3 separate regions of the Homo sapiens genome follow, and regions 1 and 2 are each linked to region 3. The links are chromatin contacts, found by Hi-C or POLR2A ChIA-PET in ENCODE. All regions are on one chromosome and are shown on one strand. The core of a region is the stretch at or near the end of the contact, and the rest is flanking DNA. Distances in the headings are between cores, read along the strand shown.

Region 1 (3,852 bases), core at 1,274-3,773, 700 kb after region 3:
AATGTGATGAGGAAAGTTTTAAAATAAATCACAGAAAAGTAAATGTGGTGATGAGGAAATACAGACTGTTCAGTCTGGGTGGTTTAGGGAAAGCCTTTCTAAGTAACATGATGTTTACATTAAAATCTAAAGCATGAATAGGAGCTAGGTCAATGAAGACTGAAGGAAAGAGATTTCTGTGCAGAAGACACTGTGTTTGGGAACGGCCAGCCCCACTTGATTTGCCCAGAGCTTTAACTAAAGCAAGCTTGGTCTGGCTGAGGGAAGCAACAGAGCAGTCCCAAGATGGAGGGAGCCAGGGCCAGGCTTGGGTTGATGTTGAGTGAATGGGGAAGCCAGCAAAAAGTTAAACTTGAGAATGACGTCATCCAGTTTTCTTTTGCATTAAAGTGTGAAGAGCAGATCGGAGGTGAGCAAGAGAGAGTGGGAGGAAAATTGTGATTTAGATTAGTATGAGATTAGTAGAGGGACAGAGAAATGGACAGGCTTTGAGGTAAGGTAAACAAGGGCCTAAAGTACTGACTGGATTTATCAAGAGCCATTCGATAGCATAATTAGGGGATTGAAACCAAATTAAAATAGGTACAAGAGGGGGCCAGCTGCAGTGGCTCTCGCCTGTAATCCCAGCACTTTGCGAGGCCGAGGTGAGTGGATTGCTTGAGCCCAGGAGTTCAAGATCAGCCTGGGCAACATGGCAAAACCCCGTTCTCTATAAAAATAATAATAATAAAAAAAAGTTAGCGGGGTATGGTGGCATGCACCTGTAGTCCCAGCACCTCGGGAGGCTGAGGTGAGAGAATCACCTGAGCCCAAGAAGTTGAGGCTGCAGTGAGCGGAGATTGCACCACTGCACTCCAGCCTGGCAACCGAGTGAGACCCTGTCTCAAAAAAAAAACAAACAAACAAAGTCCAAATGTGGATAGGATGATACATTAACATATATTACATCAGAGTGGTAGGTTTACTGGTGTCTATAATTTTCTTTACCTGAATATTCGGAATATTTAAAATATTTCATGTCTTTAACTTTTCAAAAAATGGGTGATGAAGGTGAGACAGAGTCAACTTATTTAGAAAATTCTCTCAAAAAATAGTATATTAGAAAGTTCAACAGCTAGTGGTGGGGGTGCTGTCAAAAGAGGGCTTCTGTTTCATTTTTGGTAACATTAGTTGTTTTTAAGTGATACTCATAGTCAGGAAGTTGAACAGTGCAGAAAGGCATCGAATGAAAACGAGACAGTCTCCTTCCTTCTCCCACCAAAGGTGAAACTCCAGTAAACTTGCTTTTCTTTTAACAGCTACCTAATATTCCATTTGCCTTAGGATATCGCTTGAGTCCATTACTGATGGACACTTTAATAAGGTTTTGTTTTGTTTTTTAAGACTAGATACAAAAGCCCTTTTGAAAAGGCTGAAGGAAAGGCTAGAATAGAGAAGAGGGGAGATGCGGAAGTTGGGGGAGATAGGGCAAAACCCAGGGGAATGGGATCTGTTGCGGGGCAGGGTATTGCCCTTTGAAGAGAGACTCTTGACAGTGAAGGAGAAAAGAGGACAGGTGGGTAAGGAGGTGGCAGGAAGAAGAAAGATCTCTCACTCCTGTCTCCTGTGATGTGTGAGGCATGGCTGTCTGCTGATAGTGAGAGGGTTGGGGAGGGCATAGGAACTCCAGGGAGTGAAGAAGACACACTGGTCAGGGCAGGAGCGTGATCTTGCCAGAAAAATGTCTTGAAATTGCTGCTTAGTTTATGGGTTGATGATCATGAATTTTATCTGAAACCTGCCTGCCATATTGTATAACTTTTATCCCTACCTTTTTTGCCTTTTAAAACATAAACTTGACAACAGATGTTTTAAAAATTTAAACGCTGCTCATAGTAAATTTGTTTGGTTTGTGAAAGTAGGTACAACTTGGCTGCATGGTATGAGTCTTTGGAGTAGAAAAGGTGACTTTTATGTAATGGTTTTCTCTCCTGGAAAAAAGAGTTTTCTGCCAGACATAGGTTTAAGGTTCCATTTCAAAATGTGAAATTTATTAAGTGTCAGTTTTTAAAGTATGTATTGATCTTGGAGAGGTGTGTATAAATCTTAGGATAAAGTTCATAAAATTTTCTGTTCCTTCTCAACTCTGCAGCCACCCTTTAAGATACTGAATTGATTCTCCCCTCACCAGAGTTGTTTCATTTGTCTGTGGCTCATACCATATTTTTAATCCTTAGGAATGCCAAGAAGAATTGGCAACGCATTCAGGAGCATTTCTTTTTTGCAACATTTCACCCACTCAAGGATTATTGTCTAGAGGTGAGTAGAGAATATCATTTGTAAATTCTCTATTGTATCTTTAATCCTGATGCTTCCTTTCTGCTTTTGTTGAAGGGTTGTGATTAGGGTAAAGTTTTTTTCTTGCTTACAAACATCACCTTAACATTTTAAAGTTCTAAGTTTAACTTTGTCACTTTATGCAGATGACTTGCTTTCATTTCACTCTTAAGCAGTGAAAATTGGCTAGTCATTTTCACTTTCTATTTCTCAGGCAGTGTCTGGCTTGTAAACAATGGAAGGGAATATTTAACTCTAAACAGAAATCTGTTCTGACATTAAAAGGAAATGAGTGAGAACATTTGTGCAGGTGAGATTTCATTGTACTGAAGCCCATTGTTAATGAAAGAACAAAAAGATATACTTTTTTGTTAATGGCAATTTTTAGGTTCTGGGTAATGAGAATTGTATAGGAGATGATACATCACCTCACTGACTGTAACAAAATGTGCTTATATAATTTTAAGAACCATAAACATGCTTATTATGATTAACATGTAAATTAATTCAATATGTAAATCATTAGACATTGCATAAATTATGATACCTTCTCCCTTTTTCAACTGTAATTATAATGTGCTGCCCTTGAATTTAAATCACTGACCTAGGGCTTTTCCTCTGAAGAACTTATAAGTTATTGGTAACTTAAGCTGCTGTGCATAAGCAATTTTTTTGGTGGATTACTAAGATTATTGATAAACTGATCTGTAAAAAAGTATAGATCTATATATTGCAAGATATGCATCCTAGAACACTAATGTGTATTTTCTGCTGCTTCACTGCAAATATCATTTAGGATTTTTCAAAGATTTTAATATGCTCTGCTCTGTGTTCTTTAGCGCCCAGAATGCTTTGTCCGGCATCTTTCTGCAGGACTCCTCTAGTCACTCTAGTGTTAAGTCAACCTTTTTCTATTCAGTCTTCCAACAGGAGTAAGTCCTTTGCCTCCCTCCTGCCCTCCCTCATCCTTACCTTTGACCACCTCACTCTCATATGTTTTATGATTTATTCTCCAGTCATGAAATGAATTAAAGGTGTATGTGTAAATAAAATAATGGGGCTTAATTGTTCATAGGAACTGTATCTCTTCATGTATTTGTTTTTTTTTTGTTTTTATTTTATTATTATTATACTTTAAGTTTTAGGTTACATGTGCACAATGTGCAGGTTAGTTACATATGTATAAATGTGCCATGGTCGTGTGCTGCACCCACCAACTCGTCATCTAGCATTAGGTATATCTCCTAAAGCTATCCCTCCCCCCCTCCCCCCACCCCACAACAGTCCCCAGAGTGTAATGTTCCCCTTCCTGTGTCCGTGTGTTCTCATTGTTCAGTTTCCACCTATGAGTGAGAATATGCGGTGTTTGGTTTTTCGTTCTTGCGATAGTTTACTGAGAATGATGATTTCCAATTTCATCCATGTCCCTACAAAGGACATGAACTCATCATTTTTTATGGCCTCATAGTATTCCATGGTGTATATGTGCCACATTTTCTTAATCCAGTCTATCATTGTTGGACATTTGGGTTGGTT
Region 2 (3,743 bases), core at 171-2,670, 850 kb before region 3:
ACACATGGCTAGCATGCTGGGATTCGAGGCTCCATCTGTGTGACGCTGTTTCCACTTCATCCTGTTGCTTCTTCTCACTGTTAAGGTGGCTGACAGCGCCCCAGCTATCTCTAGTTTAGGGCACTTCACTGGCATAACTGGTTGTCTTAAAAAAGAGAAGAGAGATTGATTGCAAACAAAAGAGAGATTGGATTCTCTATAGTGACCTGGAAATATGTTCAAGATACAGACGTAAGTGAGTAAGGAAGTCACAGAACTGTGTATATTTTATGGCCTATTTTTATACAAACAAAGACTTATGTGTATTTGCACTTAGGGAAGGCCTGGAAGACGATCCAAGAAATTCTTAACAGTGACTCTCTCCAGGGAGGATAACAGTGATCATGGTCAGATTAATGAGGACTTTGACTTTTCATCTTACATTATTGTCTATAGTCATTAGGATATTTTACTATAAGCAGCTGGACGTGGTGGCTCATGCCTGTAATCCCAGCACTTTGGGAGGTTGAGGTGGGAGGATCATTTGAGCCCAGGAATTTGAGAATAGCCTGGGCAACATAGTGAGACCCTGTCTCTACAAAAAATCTAAAAATTAGCAAGGCGTGGTGGCTTACACCTGTAGTCCTAGCTACTAAGGAGGCTGAGGTAAGAGGATGGTTTAATCAGAGGCTGAGGTGGGAGAATGACTTGAGCCCAGGAGTTTGAGTCTGCAGCAAGCTATGATTGTGCCACTGCACTGGGTGCAAAAAAAAAATTAGAAAAAAAAAATATATATATATGACTATAAACATGCATTTCCCCCTTACGCAGGAGTATCCAATCTTTTGGCTTCCCTCGGCCACATCAGAAGAAGAATTGTCTTGGGCCACATATAAAATACACTAACGCTAACGATACTGATGTATTGCAAAACAATCTTATAATATTTTAAGAAAGTTTACGAATTTGCACTGGGCCACATCCAAAGTCATCCTGGGTCACATGTGGCCTGCAGGCTATGGGTTAGACAAGCTTGCATTGAAAGAATCGAGTTGGGTGGTAATGGGGTAAGATTTTCCCATATTGCCAATTGTAGAACCTCGAAAATGGGAAGTTGTCTGGTTCCGCTTCACAACCGTAGTGACTGTGGAGTAACAGCCTTCTGAGAATGCACCTTGCAGGAATGAGAGCAGAGGAGGAAGTTGCACACAAGCACATGCACATATGCACCTGAGGGAACACACCTGTATCTGTCATTCCCCAGGGCTGAGTGGAGCTGCTGCCCGAAGACTAGGCTGCCAGCTGTTCCTCTGGGGTGCGTAGGCCACTTACCCCATCTCCAGAGCCACTCACCCATGGCTGCTGCGGGCCTTGCAGCAGTTCCTGTTTGGGGATGAAGGTAGCCTGTGAAAGTGACAAAGAGGAAGCTGTGGCTGCAACAGTGAGAGCATGGTGTGGGGGGGCCCCCTGCCCTTTGCCCTCTAGTAATGGGATTCTCCTGGGCACCTGTGCAAATGGCTCAGCAGGAGACGGAACGCTCCCTAGTGGAGACCATGGAGTAGGTGAGATCTTCATACTGATTCTCCTTCTCCCTTCTCCTGTTATTGCCCCTTACCCAACAACCTTCCCCGTCCCCTCCACACCCCACCCTTCCCTCCACTGGGGTGCTTGTTTTTGAGTTGGAGTCTCGCTCTGTTACCCAGGCTGGAGTGCAGTGGCATGATCATAGCTTACTGCAGCCTTGAATTCCTGGGCTCAAACAATCCTCCAACCTCATTCCCTTGAGTCACTGGGACTACAGACACAGGCCACTATGCCTCTGTTTTTTTTTTTTTTTTCTTCTAACTTTTGTAGAGACAGGGTCTCCCTATGTTGCCCACACTGGAGATTGGGGCATTTTCACACTGCATTGAAATGACCACCTCCCAAACTGGCCTGTGAGTGTTTTGAAGGTAGGGACTCTTCTCACTGATCTTTGCTTTCCTGATACCTAGAATCATACTGGGTACATAGCAGGCACCTCATAAATATTGGTTGGATGAATAGAAGGATGGAGCTAAAGCAATGAAAGCTGACATATTTCCACCCAAAACAAATGTTCCTCCATTCCAAACTCTCTCCCATTGCCTAGATGTGGCCTCACATCTCAGTCTGCTTTCCAGTGAGTATATTCCTCTGCACACACACAAGCACACCGTGGGAGACACCGGTGTTGTCCTCACTGGTCCTCCTAAACATCCAAATGCATAGCAGCCTGTGAGAACAAGACAAGCCACAGGCCAGGAGAAAATATTTGCAAAACACATGTCTGATGACTGATGTCCAAAATATGCCAAGAACTCTTATACTCAACCATAAGAAAAGAGATGGCCTAATTAGAAAATGAGCAAAAGATCTGAACAGATACTTCACCAAAAAAGATATACAGATGGCAAGTAAGCATAGGTAAAGAGGCTTAACATCAAATGTCATTCAGAAATTATGAATTAAGTCAACAGTGAGATACAACTGCACACTTATTAGAACAGCTCAAATTCAAAACACTGAGAATGTCAAACATACTGAGAAACCAAGAACCCTGAGAACATGCTGGTGAGGATGGGAGCCACAGAAACTCTCATTCATTGCTGATGGGAATGCAACGTGGTGCAGCCACTTCGGAGCACAGTGTGATCATTTCTTGCAAAGCTAAATACAGTCTTGCCATAAGATCCAGCAATCATGCTCCTTGGTATTTACTCAAATGAGTTAAAAACTTACAACTACACAAAAAACTGCACACAGATGTTTATAGCAGCTTTATTCATAATTACCAAAACCTGGAGACAATCAAGATGTCTTTAAGCAGGCGAATGGATAAACAAACTATGGAACACCCAGACAACGGCATGTTATTCAGGGCTAAGACGAAATGAGCTATTGAGCTCTGAGAAGACATGGAAGAAACTTACATGCATATTACTAAGTGAAAGAAGCCAATCTGAAAGGCTACATATTATGTAATTCCACTCTATGACACTGGAAAAGGCAAAACAATAGAGACAGTTAAAAAAAAATCTGTGGTTTTGGGGTAAGGTGGGGTGGGGAAGGGATGACTAGTGGAGCAGAGGGGATTTCTCGGGCAGTGAAACTATCCTGTGTGATACTACAATGATGGCTACATGCCATGATACATTTGTCTAAACCCATAGACTGTGTAACACCAAGGGGAAGCCCTAATGTAAACTTTGGACATTAGTTAGTAATAATGTATCAATATGGGCTCATTGATTTGAAAATGTATACCACACAAATGCAAGATAATAATAGAGGCTAAGGAGTGTATGGAGAACTCTCTCTACTTCCTGCTTGATTTTTTCTGTCAGCACAAAATAGTTCAAAAAATAAAGTCTAGGCTGGGTGCAGTGGCTCATGCCTGTAATCCTAGCACTTTGGGAGGCCAAGGCGGGCAGATCACCTGAGGTCAGGAGTTCAAGACCAGCCTGGCCAACATGGTGAAACCCCACCTCTACTAAAATACAAAAATTAGCCAGGCATGATGGCAGGTGCCTGTAATCCCAGCTACTTGGAAGGCTGAGGCAGGAGAATCGCTTGAACCCAGGAGACAGCAGTTGCAGGAAGCCGAGATCATGCCACTGCACTCCAGTCTGGGTGGCTGAGCAAGACTCCGTCTCAAAATAAATAGGTTGGGCGCAGTGGCTCACGCCGGTAATCCCAGCACTTTGGGAGGCCGAGGCGGGCAGTTCACGAGGTCAGGAGATCCA
Region 3 (3,857 bases), core at 846-3,345:
TTCTTAGCTTTCCCTTGAGCTAGATGAACTACAGATCAGCAGTCCAGGTAGGCAGCTTATTCAGAACTTTGACGACTTGGAATTTAGTCTACTTTCACAGGTGACAGATTTTTAAAATTCACTTATATTCAGAAAAAGAGGCCAGGCACAGTGGCTCATGCCTTTAATCCCAGCACTTTGGGAGGCTAAAGTGGGCGGATCACCTGACGTCAGGAGTTTGAGACCAGCCTGTCCAACATGGTGAAACCCCGTCTCTACTAATAATACAAAAATTAGCTGGGCGTGGTGGTACATGCCTGTAATCCCAGTTACTTGGGAAGCTGAGGCAGGAGAACTGTTTGAACCTGGGAGTTGGAGGTTGCAGTGAGCCATTGCACTCCAGCCTGGGCGACAAGAGTGAAACTCTCTCCAACAAAACAATACAAAAAAAAAAAAAAAAAAAAAAAGGATGCTGGCTAAAATAACCATGTCTTTACCAAATGTTGGATGGCAGAAGACAAGACTTTCCAAATCTTTAGCTACTCAGATACTGTTAGACATTCTTAGCTCAATTTAAACACTGTCACTAAATAAAAAAATTTAGGAGTGACTAGTGTGAATAATAGCTATTGTGGCTTGAATTCTGACTCATTTGCTGACTGACTTTGGGTAATTAATTACTTGGTTATTTGATTACTTAGAGCTTTTTTATTTGGAGAGGGAGTTTTGCCCTGTCGCCCAGTCTGGAGTGCAGTGGTGCGATCTTGGCTCACTGCAACATCAGCCTCCCAGCTTCAAGCAATTCTCCTGTCTCAGCCTCCCGAGTGGCTGCGACTACAGGCATGTGCCACCATGTACAAATACATTTTTGTATTTTTAGTAGAGACAGGGTTTCACCATGTTGGTGAGGCTGGCTTTGAACTCACAACCTCAAGTGATCGGCCCTTCTTGGCCTCCCAAAGTGCTGGGATTACAGGCTTGAGCCACTGCGCCTGGCTTTTTTTTTTTTTTTTTTTTTTTTAACTGTTTTTCACTGCTGTATCCTCAGTACACAGAATGGTTTGTAACACGAGACAGACACCTCAGTAAAAGCCAGATGAGGGCTAGTATTAGTAAAACCTGTCAGACTGTTGCATTTGAAAAACGAAACAAAAACGTTGGTTCCAGGGCACTAACCACCATGAAATACAGTAAGTGTACATCTCGGTTATAGTTTACTCCCTACCCACAGCCTTCCTCTCCCACAGCGGAGAAACAATAGTGAATTAGTTTCTTTCTCAGAGAGACTTGAGGTATGTGATGAAAGACAAGTCCAAGAAACAGTGAAGCCAGCTTTGCAGACATCAGCCCTAGAACCAATGGTATTATTTCCCAGTGCAAATGATAATTACTCCGACCTACTCATCAAGACAAGAAAAAGCATCTCTGATCAATTTTCAAAAGAGGCTGGGTTGGTGTAATTATAGTTAATAATACCCATCTACGGAGCTGTTGCCCCTGACACACACACCCTTGAGTTGTCAGCCTCAGACTTCCATTTCTAGCACCTGTAAGCTGGTCAAGTTGTGTGCACTGTAATGTGTCACCATGAAACGAAAGAGAAGTACCAGGTGAGCTCTCTCTCTCTCTGTGTATATACGTGTGTGTGTGTGTGTGTGTGTGTGTGTGTGTGTGTGTGTGTGTGTGTACGCCTTGCCTGAAAATGATTTAAAGCTACTAACCGGGCCCCATGGAAATTCAGTCTCATTGCATAGGGCTCCAGGCAACTGAGTTACTGGACACTACACCAGGTCTTGGGTTTTTTGAGATAAAAAATCAGCAAAGTATGTGTAAAGTAACATTTCTTACAAAAATAGATTTCTCTCTTCTCTCAACATGGCATCAGTTTTTTCAATATATTGGCAAAGTGGATCCATCCACGGTTCTGGGTCCTGGCTGTGCGTCCGATCGCCTTTGTCAGCTGGGGGAAGACTCAGGGTGACTTGAGCCAGGAGGACCGCGGAGTGGACAGCCGGTACCGCGCGCTCCCCTTTCCCTTGTTCTAAACTGGGCTGGAGAAGTTCATAGGATTTGCTCCGTCTGTACCGCGTGCGCTGTGAGCGTTTTCATCAGGGCAGCAGCAGACGCGAAGGAGCGCGCTGGCGCCCTCTGGCGGCGATCCTAGGGTGCGTCCGCGCCGTGCCTACCCCCCGGCCTCCGGGAGCCTCGAGCCCCAGCGCGACTGTGATTCTGCCAATTACAGCGATCATCATAGCGAAATGAAAATGCTCCGATTATTTGTTTATAAATAAAACCGTTCCTCCTGGAAAATGTGCCAGGATGACATTTTGTGAAGTCCTGTTTCCAGTCTTCGTGAATTAAAATTCTAGATGGGAAACTACCAGACAGGAGAAGATAATTGAAAAGGATAGTTGAAAGGACTTCTGACTTGTCCAAGAAGAGACGCAATTCCAGGTTAATCTTCAGAGTGAGTCAAAGCAACGTAAGTATGATCTTTTTCTACGAAAGGCAAAGAATAAAATGTGGCAGAGGGTTTCTACAACTCCTTACCTTCCCAGTTCTGTAGAATCACCCTACAAAAATAGAGGGGCAGCTGTGGGGTGGCGGAACGAACACGGTTTTTAGAAGCAGGGGCTTGGGTTTGAGTTCTAAATGTGCAGCGTACTGGGGCACTTAACTTCTCTGAGGCTTAGGTGCCTCATTTCCAAAGGGCATGAGAATATCTTCTTTTTTTTTTTTTTTCCTTTTTTTGAGACGGAATCTCGCTCTGTCGCCCAGGCTGGAGTGCAGTGGCGCGATCTCGGCTCACTGCAGCCTCCGCCTCCTGGGTTCCAGGGATTCTTGTGTCTCAGCCTCCCAAGTAGTTGGGACTACAGGCACGAGCCACCACGCCCAGCTAATTTTTGTATTTCTAGTAGAGACTGGGTTTCACCTGGGGTGGGGGGAGGGGGGAGGGATAGCATAGGAGATATACCTAATGTAAATGACGAGTTAATGGGTGCAGCACACCAACACGGCACATGTATACATATGTAACAAACCTGCACGTTGTGCACATGTACCCTAGAACTTAAAGTATAATTAAAAAAAAAAAAAAGGCACACCTGAAATGCCAGCTGCTCCTCTGAGACAGGCGGCTCCCTCAGCCAGCTCAGCTGTTCTAGCAAAAAGGCGTTTGATTCTGGGCCAAGCCCAGAATAGGGATTGTCTCCTCATACTATGCCTCTGGCTTCCTGGAGTACAGATTTATGGCTTCTGAATGTGGGAGGAGAAAAAAAAATCCTTAAATCTAAGTCAAAAGCCTGCTAGAACTACTCTCTACAGCTAAACAGAAATGAGCTACAAACTCCTGTCGTGCGGCTTAAATGGAGAAACTTGTGAAGGGATCTGGTTTTGGGTTACTGACATGCTTGAAGGTGCTCATGAGTGGTGGTTTTCCTGTCTTCAAAGTAAATTTTAGGAACAATAAGTTCACTTTGATCATTATCTCTAGGTTATGGGGTTATGGATGGATTTTTTTTTTTTTTTTTTTTGAGATGGAGTCTCACCCTGTCGCCCAGGCTGGAGTGCAGTGGCGTGATCTCAGCTCACTGCAACCTCTGCCTCCCAGGTTCAAGTGATTCTCCTGCCTCAGCCTCCCCAGTAGCTGGGACTACAGGTGCCTGCCACCACGCCTGGCTAATTTTTGTATTTAGTAGAGACGAGGTTTCACCATATTGGCCAGGCTGGTCTCAAACTCCTGACCTCAGGTGATCCGCCCATCTCAGCCTACCAAAGTGCTGGGATTACAGGCATGAGCCACAGCGCCCAGCCAATTTTTGTATTTTTAGGAGAGACGGGGTTTCACCATATTGCCCAGGCTGGTCTCGAATTCCTGA

The links. A loop is a pair of places that touch in the nucleus more often than their neighbours do. ChIA-PET counts read pairs that join two places held with the same protein, here RNA polymerase II (POLR2A). Pooled maps may share reads with other maps.
Region 1: a loop to region 3 is called in a pooled map, with 4 times the contacts of the local background. The contact joins two enhancer-like sites. A Hi-C loop is called at or near these places in 1 of 37 single-sample maps with no recorded cell type and 3 of 50 pooled maps. POLR2A ChIA-PET finds 5 or more read pairs at or near these places in 3 of 52 experiments (B cell, GM12878 and OCI-LY7).
Region 2: a loop to region 3 is called in a pooled map, with 5 times the contacts of the local background. The contact joins two enhancer-like sites. A Hi-C loop is called at or near these places in 1 of 168 maps with a recorded cell type or tissue (mammary epithelial cell), 1 of 37 single-sample maps with no recorded cell type and 2 of 50 pooled maps.

What each region holds. Positions count from the first base shown.
Region 1 is chr1:234,399,627-234,403,478 of GRCh38, reverse strand. It overlaps TARBP1 (tRNA guanosine 2 -O-methyltransferase TARBP1), which reads left to right. Exons shown (of 30, transcript NM_005646.4): 25 at 2,217-2,298. Among named protein-coding and RNA genes, the nearest start is that of COA6-AS1, 28 kb to the right of the region's middle. Within about 2 kb of position 2,523, at least 5 of the 41 ENCODE cell types and tissues checked have a DNase peak (open chromatin) inside an H3K27ac peak, as active enhancers do; they include GM12878, where a contact is called at or near this core.
Region 2 is chr1:235,952,513-235,956,255 of GRCh38, reverse strand. All of the region lies in intron 2 of LINC02768 (long intergenic non-protein coding RNA 2768), which reads left to right. It overlaps LOC105373215 (a long non-coding RNA gene), which reads right to left. Exons shown (of 5, transcript XR_002958490.2): 4 at 1,224-1,383. Among named protein-coding and RNA genes, the nearest start is that of LINC02768, 18 kb to the left of the region's middle. Within about 2 kb of position 1,420, at least 9 of the 41 ENCODE cell types and tissues checked have a DNase peak (open chromatin) inside an H3K27ac peak, as active enhancers do; they include mammary epithelial cell, where a contact is called at or near this core.
Region 3 is chr1:235,102,634-235,106,490 of GRCh38, reverse strand. No RefSeq gene overlaps it. Among named protein-coding and RNA genes, the nearest start is that of SNORA14B, 23 kb to the left of the region's middle. RefSeq lists an enhancer at 1,282-1,421 and a silencer at 2,042-2,211. Within about 2 kb of position 2,095, at least 7 of the 41 ENCODE cell types and tissues checked have a DNase peak (open chromatin) inside an H3K27ac peak, as active enhancers do; they include GM12878 and mammary epithelial cell, where a contact is called at or near this core.